2 separate regions of the Homo sapiens genome follow, and region 1 is linked to region 2. A link is a loop called in an ENCODE intact Hi-C map of the cell type or tissue named here. Cell type or tissue: ascending aorta. All regions are shown on one strand. Each heading gives the region's core, and the rest is flanking DNA. Links, peaks and the distances in the headings are about the cores only.

Region 1 (5,814 bases), core at 1,632-4,131, 180 kb before region 2:
CATGAACAAGAGAGACAAAGTTGGAGTTTTCAAAAAGTTTGTATTTAAGTGAAGGAGGACAATAAATCAACATTCAGATAGTTTTAAATGGTAGTAAATGCTGTGAAGAAAATATAATAGAGTGATCTAATAGAAAGTGACCGGAGAGAAAGTGGCTATTTTAAATTGGGTGATGGGCAAGTTCTCTCCAGGAGGCCATTTGAGTTGAGGCTTGATTGAAAGATGGAGCCAGCCTCGTACAATCTGAAGGCAGCACCTTCTGAGCACAGAAGGCCCTGTAGCTAAAGGCCCCATAGCTAAAAGGGATGGGTGTGATTGGAACAGGCTAATGGACAGAGGGAGCACTGTAGAAGATTGAGGTCAGAGAGGTGGGATGGGGTGGCAGGGGGAGGCCAGGTCAGTGCTGGAGCACTGGGTTTGTGAGTACTCATTATAGACAGCTGGGAATTTAGATTTTATTCTAAATCCACTTAGAGTCAAAGGTGGATTACATGATGCTCTTGGTAAAGGATGGATTAAACGGGGAAGTGGAAGCAGGGAGTTCATGCAGAGCCTGATGTAATAGTGCAAGTGCGATAGTGGCTGGTGACTCAGGAGGGCATAATGCAGAAGGAAAAAAGTGAATGAATTTAGAGAATCTTTTCAAGTAGGGCTTATTAGCCACAGGAAGGGAGCATGAAGCCCCAGCCTGACTCAGGGCAGTGTGAATTTCTGAAATGAAAGAGTGGTGGGGGAGGCAGATTTGGGGGCAGAGTGAAGATTTCTTTTTTGGTTTAATTAATGTCTTTTGGGTATTAAAGGGGAGAGGTTTGAATCTATAAATCTGAAGTTCAGCAGAGAGGTTAAGGCTGGTGCTATGAATGTTGCATTCACCATCATCAAGATAGTATTGAAGCCAGGGGACTGAGAAAGATCAACTAATAACAGTGTTGTACAGAAAAGGGTGAGTCTGAACCGTAGGGAAACTGAGTATTTAGGATTCATTTTTTGATTATCTACTGTGCATCTATTCTTGGTCCAGACTTTCTGCTTCCAAAGGCAGTGCACCATTCTCCGACCAAAAACAGCCCTTCTACTGATCTGGTAAATTGACTGTGGGTTAAGATTATGACCCCTACAAAGACCTCTAATAAAGTATAATTGTACTTTTGCAAGAATCTATTACCAAATATTTCCATAACTAACATCACAATGAGGCTTCCCAGGCATTTGCCTTTTCTTTTGTTGTTGATTCCAGTATCTGAATCTCCTTCCTACATTTGAAGATATCCCCCACTTTATGAGTCCCATCTTTCTCTGTAGATTTCCCAGGGAGCTATCTTAGGGAGTGATCTGAGGCTTTGTTTCTTAGAACGCGTTCTCCACGCCTGGCTTGCTGGCCTTCCTAGAGATCCTATGAGCTACTTATTATCCTTTAATAAATTCCTTTTCTGCTAAGCCAGTGTTGATGTTTGGGTTTCCCAGGAAACAGAATCCCAGACAGAAATTTTTGTGCAAGGAGGTTTTGGGAGGAGTGTCCTCTGGATCAACATCTGTCCCCTGGATCACAGGGCAAGGTACACAGGAGAGGGCAGAGAGAGAACTTGAACTGTGATGATGTTCCAGTAGAATCCTCATCTGATACCACGGGGAGCTCAAGAGCTGGAGGGCCCTTTAGGGGACTGAGATATTTGTATCCCTTCTCTTCTCCCTGGTCATTGAATACAGGCTGCCCCAGAAAGAGGGCAAGCCCTTGGATGAGATGACTTTCTTAGGCTAAGAGCCACATCAGGTCAGGGATACAGCTGAGACCTATCATCCACTTGCACTCCCAGTCTCTAAAGCAAGCGTTACAGTTTACAAATCCATTCTTCCCCTGGATTCTAGCAATAATCCAATCATTTTCTTCATAGTTCAAATGAGAAACTGAGGCTCAGAAATAATAAATGAACATCTAGAACAAGCTTGTCCAACCCATGGCCCACAGGCCACACGCAGCCAGGATGGCTTTGAATGCTGCCCAACACAAATTTGTAAATGTTCTTAAAACATTATGAGGTCTTTTTTGCTCATCAGCTATCATTAATGTTAGTGTATTTTATGTGTGGCCCAAGGCAATTCTTCTTCTTCCAGTGTGGCTCAGGAAAGCCAAAAGGTTGGACTACCCAAAAGCAACCAAAGTTCCACACTAGATATTGCTGACAGTAAACATCTACTCCTACCCTCCTAGCATCTGGAAGGCAGCCAGGGTTCTGAGTGAGATTTCAGTTCTGCCAGTGAAATGCCTTTGATGTAGAAAGAGGTAGAGGTGAAATGCAAACCCTCATCTTATGATTCCAAATGCTGTTTCTTTGCCTACACCATATTGAACATTGTTGCAGAGAAAAAACAAACCTTTGAGATGGGCAAGATGTCCAAGAGCCTGAGTAGAGCCTGGGCAGTTCAAAAATCTTGAGCCATATTACTTTTGGATCTTTCCTCAGGAGTTCTCAGAATTTGGGACAATGAATTCCAGTTGGAGCCACCATTTGTGAAGGAATCTCACCTTATCCTCCTATGGGAAAAAGAAAAAAAAAAAAAGTCACTAAACAGCAACCAAAGTGCCATACTAGATATTATCTGCTGACAGTAGACATCTACTCTTACTCTCATTTGTGTTTCCTCCAAGGGTCTGGAAGGCAGCCAGGGTTCTGGGTGAGATTTAAATTCTGCCAGTGAAATGAACTTTCATGCTATTTGGAAGGCAGAGGAGAGGTGGAGACTGTTTTCCCACAGCTGTGACAGCAGACAAGATGTGCCAACAAAAGCAAGTAGCAACAACTGGGCTCTGCACTCCACTCCCTGGTCACCAGTGTCTGGAACAGAGGTGGCAGGAGCTCAGGTTTTCTGACCTCTAGCTTATAGCAACAGTGGTTGATCTTGAAACCAAAACACCAGAAGCTGATTTTTACTACTCCTTCTCTTCTAAAATGTTGTGAGCACTGAATTTCCTAGATGAAGCCAATCTCTTTCTGCTTGAAATATTATATTTGTAATGGTTTTCTTTTTTCTATGCTGAACCTGAGCTAGCACCCCAAGCGTGAAGCCAGAGTCAGTGACTCCCCTTTCCACACCCAGACATGATATAACCAGAAGAAAAATGCTCTTTTACCCAGAGAGCAACATGGAGAGTACCGTAAAACAAACTGGATCTCAAAGTGCTGAGATGACTCCTCCGGGGAAACTAGTGACTGTTGGCCCATTGGGGATTGCTTCTTAAAGTAGGTGGGATGAGAGCCTTGTCTTGCTGTGTGGACTGTAATACTCAACCTTTACCACCATGCACTTAGTCCCAGCACAGACCTATCTTCTACCTTTTTCATCCACCATCCTAATGTCACAGAGAGGGAATGCATGAAATCTCACCAGTACGCTTGCTGGCCCACCATGTTGACAAGATGCCTCGCTAATAGAGCAGAGGCACAAGAGCCCATGACCATGGCATGGAGCCAAGTGTCAGCTAAAGTCCGAGACAGCGAAAGAAGTGTAAACAAAGGAAGAACGCTTTACAGGCATCATGAATCCCACGCCCAAAAATGCAGACAGGCAGTGGACTTTTGGAAATGGAGTCTCTTGGATTTGTAGCCATCAAAAACAAAAAGGCTTTTCAAACAAAGATGTCATTTTACAGAGGCAGAAAGAGCCAATGCTGCAAAGTGTCTTTAGCCCTGCAAATTCAAGCATGAAATGGATATTCAAGGATAGCTTGCCCACAAATGCAGAAGCTGGGACACAGAAGATGCATAAAATATACAAGATACATCTTGAATGAAATAAAATGTAAGAAGGAATCCAGAGAATGTGCAAGCACCTTCATTTTTAAGAAGAATCACTATAATATCCAGTTTCTACCTCATAAGGCTGTTTCCGTGTTCCAGGCAACAGCTGGTCCCACTTTATTGCTGTGGGTACAAAGAGTTCTAGTAAATCCTGTGTAATAGATGTATTCATATGCTCCATCCTTTTAACAATCTTCTTAATTAGGGTGCTGTCCTTTTAAGCAAAGCATTTATATAGTTATTTTATTGCATTTGAATACAGTGTTAGCTTCAATAGACTTAATATAATTTTATGGGTTTTTAAAAAATTGCTTTACAATGAGGGGAATTTATTTTATCATCATTGTGGAGTTATTCCCATGGACTTTTAAGAGCCTTTGGTACAGAGGTTTATGAATCACTGTAGAGGAGAAAGGATCCTAAAGATGTGGTAGATGGTGGTGGTTCTGCCACTTACCTTACTTCTGAGAACCTCAACTTTCACGTCCATAAAACAGAATCAGAATATTCCTCGCCTGCTTCATGGATAAATTGTGAACATCAAATAAGCTATTATATATGAAAGGGCTTTACAAGGCATTGAGAGTTATGTACATTTCAGGGGCTATTACTACCCCCTTGGAAGGTCCCGTCCTCAGTCCCATGAGGAGATGGTGCTAGTGCATGGGTTTTAGGGTAGGCTTGGACTTTCAGGATGCATGGACAGGGGAGAGCAGAGAGAGCCTGGATTGTTTAAGATGCTGGGGTATACAGAGGAGAGCCTCAGGCATTGTGGGAGTAAGGGCAGAGGGCCAGGAACAACAGAGGACAGATGTGGAGTTAATTAGGTGTTAGCTATGGGTACCTGCTGACATTCTGGTACCTAAGGCTGGGCCTCCTCTTCATTACCAACAACCACCAAGTTACTTTCCAGGCCTCTACCTAGTCAGTGTCACTCAAAACCTCATTCTCTCTTTCATTAGAGTTCAGACAAACGATTCTTCACTTAAGCGACCAAATGCTCTGGAATATCCTCTATGTACCCTAGAGCACTAGGATTCCATTTATTGGGGTCAAATGTCTAATCCCCACTTAAATGTAGATAAAATGGAACGTGGCCAATATCAGGTTTCAGCTACCCATGCACAACACAGACATATCCTCAACAGTATAATTTTCAAATGTGAATGACAAAGATTTATGAAGTAAGCCCTAATGTCTTTCAAATGATACTACATCACCATTATTTTCTTTTCCTTTTTCTTTTTCTCTTTTCTTTATTTTTTTTATTTTTTTATTTTTTTATTTTTTATTTTTTTTTTGAGACAGAGTCTCGCTCTGTCACCCAGGCTGGAGTGTAGTGGTGCAATCTTGACTTACTACAACCTCTGCGTCCTGGGTTCAAGCGATTCTCCTGCCTCAGCATCCCAAGTAGCTGAGACCACAGGTGCCCACCACCACTCCTGGCTAATTTTTTGTATTTTTAGTAGAGATGGGGTTCCAGCATGTTGGCCAGGCGGGTCTCAAACTCCTGGCCTCAGGTGATCTGCCTGCCTCAACCTCCCAAAGTGTTGGGATTACAGGCATAAGCCACCACACCCGGCCTGCATTACTTTTTTTATCGTTGTGCATCACAGAACCAAAGGAGTGTTAGTCACCTTTCAAATCACGTCATGAAATCCATTATGTTGTCCACCATATATTCAATAAGAAAATTCAATTATGTCAAGCCCAGCTGTTTTATCTACTCCTTTTAAAATATATTAATGTTTCAGTTTATTCTCAAGTATATAGGCTGAGAGGCAGTAGTAATAGAGTAAAAAGACCACCGTACTTCAAGTAAGAAAACACAGGTTTTGTAGGGGAGTGAAAAATTTCTCTCTTTCAGTTTCCTTGGCTGGGCTACAAATTAAATGGACATATGACAGATTAACAGAAGGAAAACCATATTTAATTATGTGCATACCCATGGGAGTTCTACAAAATATGTCTCGAAAAAGGGTCAGATGATTGATGCTTATATAGCATCCAGAACCAC
Region 2 (5,814 bases), core at 1,505-4,004:
CAGACTCCTATCTCTAAAAAAATTAAAAATTAAAGACCATGAAGGCACTGAGAGGTTAAGCAATTTTCTCAAGATCACAGCTAAATCATGGAAAGGCCAGGACTGAACTCAATTCAGGCACTAGCCTTAACCACTAAGCCCTGTAGCCCCTGAGAGAGATGTACAGAAAAGATTGTGCAACCTGCTCTGTTCCAGGCTTTGCCCTCAGAAAGTCCCTTATAGTAAATTTGAATTTCTCCTACTTCTGTTACAGTCCATTTCCTCTTGCACTGCTCCAGGCTGGAGAAGAATTCGGTGTAGCAGCTTCTGAGAAGTTGAAGGAGGGGCCAGGCAGAAACTGTCCTAGAGTAAGCACTGAGGGGAGCAATGCACTTGGCATACTCAGAGCTGAAACACTTCCAGTGGAGGTCACCTGCAGCCACTGGCAGCCTTATTTGCATTTTCTGAAGCCCCCTCTTTTCCCCATCCTTGGAGTCAAGGTACATTTACCTGCTGAGAAGTCAGAAGTCTCCCTCTGATGCAACACATGTGGCATTTTCTGAAGCTGATAGTGTTCATGGAAAAGGGCAAAGAATGCTTTTATGCCCATTCAGAGAAGAAGTCCCTTAAATAAACAGTGTTTTCTGTGCCTTGGAACCTGCAAACCCGGGGACTCAGTCCTACTCATCACAGGCTAATTCCCCGGCATGACATAGCCTTCTAGCTCAATTGAGCATGTCCAAAATGTGAGCATGTTAGAGGCTTGTTAAAACACAGATTGCTGGGTCCCACCCCACGGGTTCCATAGGTCTGAGATGGGGCCCCCAAAACATGCATTTCTAACAAGCTCCCAGGTAATTCTGATGCTGCTGGTATGGGAAAAACACACACAAAGCTCCAGAGAGAGCTTTGTAGAATTCCTGCCGCTCTGTTAACACATGCAACACCATTCCTATACACCGGAGCTTCAAACATTCCAGAATACCATATTATTTAAAATCTCAGATGCACAAGTAAGTGTTCGAAGTTAGAGGTAGTGGGAGTGAAGAAATAAGGACAGGTTGAGCCCAGACTGAACAGTAACTTAAGAATAAACCTCTTGAGGACTGGTGGATCCAATAAAGAGGAAGCTGAGAGAGCTTGTTTATAGTCAGGCTTTCTACCTGCTTTCTGAGAGCACCAAAGTTGGTCTGGGCAAAGCCAGTCTTACCCTGCCCTGCCCTGCCCTGCCCGGACCTGCCCAAAGTGTTTTCTCCTTTCTCAGGAGGGAATAGACTTATATCCCAGGCACAGGATAGTGGCTGTATTTGCATTCCCTTCCCAGGAAAAGACAGGAGCATCTCTCCTGCCTGCCCTATGGACCCGTTAGCATCTCCTCCATCAAGTTCCCATTTGGACCCTAGGAGTTCAATATCAACAGCTGAAAGGAAGGTATCCTGAATCTCATATGCAGTCACAGTTCTGGAAAGTCTGGAGGTCAGGAGCTACAAAGTGGATGAGGGACCTGACTCTTGTCTTATCCAAATGACTTTACCCATGTCATTCTCTCTAAATGGATATCCCTTTCTCCTGGGTCTCTTGGTGAACTCCTAGCCTTCTTTCAAATCTCCACTCAGGCATTTCGTCTCTGGGAAGCAATCCTCAGCATCTTGGGTAGACTCCGCAGATCTCCTCTGTGCTTTTGCTCGAGGACATCCACACTTCAGTACTGTGTGAGTCTAAGAGACAGGACCAACGTTCTTAACTTGTGAGTATCCCTAGCCTGTCTCCTCTCTCCTCACCATCGAAAGAGGCCTTTTCCCATTGGTTTTTGCCACTCTCCCTGGGGATAAAGATTTCCCTTGCAGAATTATTCTTTTCTGTAATATAGCATCAAAAGTTAGGGAGAGAAAAATGAAGAGGCAGAAGGAAAGGAGGATATTTAGTAGAGATGAAAGGCATGTGGACTCGGGCTAGAAAGATTTCTTTTCTCTCTACAAGGGTAAAGGGAAAAGTGCACAGGCCAGGGCAGTTTTCTGCAGCGTTTTGAGGAAAGAGTGCCAGGGCAGACTCAGGGTGTGAGGAAGTGGATAGAAAATGGAAGGAGGCTGAATTAAGGGTAGCCTGTGTAGATTCCATTTACAGAGTTTGAAAATACAAGGTTGGGCACAGTGGCTCACGCCTGTAATCCCAGCACTTCAGGAGCCCAAGGTGGGCGGATCATGAGGTCAGGAGATCGAGACCATTCTGGCCAACATGGTGAAACCCTGTCTCTACTAAAATACACAAAAAAATAAGCGGGGCATAGTGGTGCGCACCTGTAGTCCCAGCTGCTCGGGAGGCTGAGGCAGGAGAATGGCGTGAACCCAGGAGGCGGAGGTTGCAGTGAGCCGAGATTGCGCCACTGCACTCCAGCAGCCTGGTGACAGAGCAATACTCTGTCAAAAAAAGAAGAAGAAGAAGGAGAAGGAGAAAGAGCAAAGAACTTAAGTTTTTCTGAAATATCTTTCACTCCCTCTTTCTTTGACTGCTCTGGGACTATATGTTTTTGTTGGGTTACATTTTAGTCCTTCTCTAAAGTCCTTTGATTTTGCCCTTCTCAGTGTTGGGCACAGAGGCTGGCCCATGATATTATATAAGGTTGATGTAAAAGTAAATGCAAAATCGAGTAATGGCAAAAACCACAATTAACGTTTGCACCAACCTAACAGATGTGCAGACTGGGTTAGCCTCTCTCCTCCCTTCTTTCCTCTGTCAGTCTTGAGAAGCCCATCGTGCTGAAAGGGCGACAGCATGGATCAGGGGCTGACAGGACAACTGGAGGGAGAGAGGCCAATAAAACATCCCCCTAAGCCTCCCTGGACCGAATACCAGCCACATAGTGCTGATCTTGGCTGGAAGCCCACCATTTACCAACCCCCTACGGGCCTCTGGGGTATGGCTAATTAAAGACATGGTTACTCATTTCATTCCCAAGTCACTATTTAAGGAAGCAGAATCATGCCATTCCTACAAGGCCTCTGACCCTACACTAGAGGCAAACAATGCTAAGGCTTGTCCAAGTGGCTGTAAGTACAAGGCTATCCAAAGAGCACGGGAGGGGGCAGAGGAGGGGAGACCACAGGCCCCACAGCTGGGCCAGCTGCTGGACTGTCCCTTCTTCAATGTCCTCCTCTCTCCCTTTCCCCAAGGGGCCAGGATCTAGTGACAACCCCTCTATAACCAACCCCCCTGCCAGGGCAACTCCTGTGTTTTCTGGGCATACTCAGAGTCACACAGCTGACTCAGAAAAAAGCACCAAAACGATCTCCTTTTGAATTTCAACTAGCAGCAATTTGGAGCGTTTGGGATTTTTCAGTTATTCTTTAAGAAGTAAAGAAAAACATGGCTTTTAATCAACTAACTCTTGTTGAGATCTGCTCTATGCCAGGCCTGGTGCTAAGATGAGGAAGAACAATGTATGAAATGTAATTCCTGCCCTCAAAGAGTATCTAGTCTTATAGATGAAATAGACACATAAACAAATAAATTACACCAATGCGGAATAAGCATAAACGCAGATATGTACTAAGCACAGTACAGAGTAGGTGGTGATAACCTCTCACTGACAGGAGAAGAAAGGTATGCTAGAAATCTAAGGCGGGCTTTGAGGGGCAAATGGGAGTTCATCAGGTAACCAAGTGAGGGAAGAACATCCCCAGCAGAGAAAAATCCTATGCGAATTCATTTAGATCACAGAGAAATAGGTTGAACCTACTAGTTCCAGTGGGTCTCAAGCTTTTTTAACAAACAACTCTTAATACAAGATAAATGGGGAATGGGGATGCCTGTTCTGAAACATCCAGTGCAAGCATAAAATGTCTTAGACTGGCCAGGTGTGTTGGCTCATGATTATAATCCCAGCACTTTGGGAGCCCAAGGCAAGAGGATTGCTTGAGGCCACGAGTTTGCAGCTGCAGTGAGCTATGGATTCCACCACTGCACTTCAGCCTGGGTGATGGAACAAGAACCTGTATCTAAAAGTAAAAATAAAAATAATTGATTTTCATTTTTAATTATGCAAGTTATGCATCATGGTTTACAATATTCTCATGTATTATGATATTAAAATAAGGTTGTGCATTTCTAGTCAGTAAGTTTACTTGACTTTCCAAATGTACATTGTCAAATAAAATTGATACTCCACGGAAGAAGCAGCTCCATGTTGACCCCTTGGCTTCACATTTGCCTGACTCATCCCTGGGGTCAGAGAAAGTCAGTTTACACTGCAGCCTGAGAACTAAAAAGCCTCTAAAAGGGGTTGGAGAGCCAGGCTCAGTGACTCACGCCTGTAGTTCCAGTGACTCAGAAGGCTGAGGTAGGAGGATTGCTTGAGCCCAGGAGGTCGAGGCTGCAGTGAGCAGTATCTTGCCACTGCACTCCAGCCTGGGTGTCAGAGCAAGACTCTGGCTCAAAAAAAAAGAGGGGTGGTGACCAGAGACCAGAGCTTTGTCTCTGAATGTTCAAGTGACTTTTCACACTCATATTTAGGACTGTTGACCAGGTGTGACCACAGTCCCAGTATTTCCACTCCTCTGGAGGTTGAAAGTTTTTCCCCATTCCTGTTAGCCCTCTCTGACTACCACGCTGGTTGACTTGAGGAAGATGCCACCTGTGGGGTCAGGGAAGCCAATCAGGCAATGAAAGAGTGGGCAAGGGGAATCTCTCCCACAAAACCAGCATCCAGGGGCCTTCCAAGCTAAGTGTGCAACTGATAGCCAATCAGATGTAGGGCACCACTGGAGGTTTTAAAAAACCACCTCAAATGAGAGGTCATTGATTCTCCAATCCCAATGCTAGGTTACACCCCAGACCAATTAAGTCAAAACTCAGGGAGTGGCATCCAGGCTTAGAATGTATTAAACCTCCCTGGTGATTCCAATGTGCCAACAAATTTGTGAGTCAGTGAGCGAGGTCACTGTGGTTCTCAACCTGGCTGCACGGGAGAGTCACCTGAGGAGGTTTTTATACCTATGGTGGGGGAGCCACGCCCCAGCCCCATAGATCAGAATCTTCCGGGTTTGCGGCTGGGCAGCAGAATGGCCCTTAGACCCGGGAAGGGAGCCAGCCTATCCTGGCCTGTGCCCTGGGGCACCTTCCTTGAAATTTTCCAGGTTGCACATCCGTGCCTACACCTGCAGGAACTGTCAGAATCGTCCCCGGGGGCACCCTGAGCAAGGATCAGGATGCAGGTACCCACAGAGCTTGGTGACTCGTGCCTTTGCAATCGTCACGACTAGGAGGGTGGCCTGGGCCACTCCCACTGCCCAGAGCAATGTTTCTTGCATGAGAGGTGAGGCCACCAGTGGTGCTGATTTGGGGCAATTCACTCACATGGCGTATAGGGCATGTTCAGGGCCCTGGCTACAGACCATCCACCGCAGACCCCACTTGAGTCACATGTGTGGGTTGTGCATGGCTCTCGCCCTCCATGCTGGGATCCTCCTAAGGTCCTCCACACTGAGCAGTAGGGGCTGCGACATTAGCTGTGCACGCCTGATTGCGGCCACCCAGGCCAGCCACCCACACCTGCTGCAGGCTCCACAGTCTTCCCAGGGTGGCTGTCCAGTCCATTGCTCCTAAAGGCAAACAGACCCTGCGGGTCATTGTCCTCTCATCTCCCACAGATGCAGTGATGTCCCGCAGTCGCTGTCGGTCTCAGGCCGTGCCTGATGAGGGTAGACAGTTGCAGGAAGAGGCCTGCTCTTCTCACTCTTTCCACAAGCCACTACCCTACAGGCTGGTGGCACTGCCTGGCAGGCAGGAATGCAGTCCCTATGGAAATATACCACATTTCAGGAAGGTAGTAATTACTGC

Evidence for each region. Hi-C counts contacts between places; a loop is a spot of excess contacts. Peaks named below come from ENCODE experiments on the same cell type or tissue, not always from the same donor. Only the 100,000 strongest peaks of a DNase experiment are listed, where the experiment ranks them.
Region 1: a loop joins it to region 2, with 2.4 times the contacts of the local background. A loop is called at or near these places in 3 of 110 quality-filtered maps.

What each region holds. Positions count from the first base shown.
Region 1 is chr4:38,363,590-38,369,403 of GRCh38, reverse strand. LINC02513 (long intergenic non-protein coding RNA 2513) reads right to left here and starts at 2,490. Exons shown (of 2, transcript NR_149123.1): 1 at 2,374-2,490. RefSeq lists enhancers at 2,570-2,709, 2,830-2,909. In ascending aorta, for the core only: no CTCF peak of the experiment used is centred there; DNase peaks (open chromatin) are centred at 2,763 and 3,402; H3K27ac peaks cover 1,928 bases.
Region 2 is chr4:38,188,101-38,193,914 of GRCh38, reverse strand. No RefSeq gene overlaps it. Among named protein-coding and RNA genes, the nearest start is that of LINC02513, 180 kb to the left of the region's middle. RefSeq lists an enhancer at 4,189-4,358. In ascending aorta, for the core only: no CTCF peak of the experiment used is centred there; a DNase peak (open chromatin) is centred at 2,884; H3K27ac peaks cover 2,482 bases.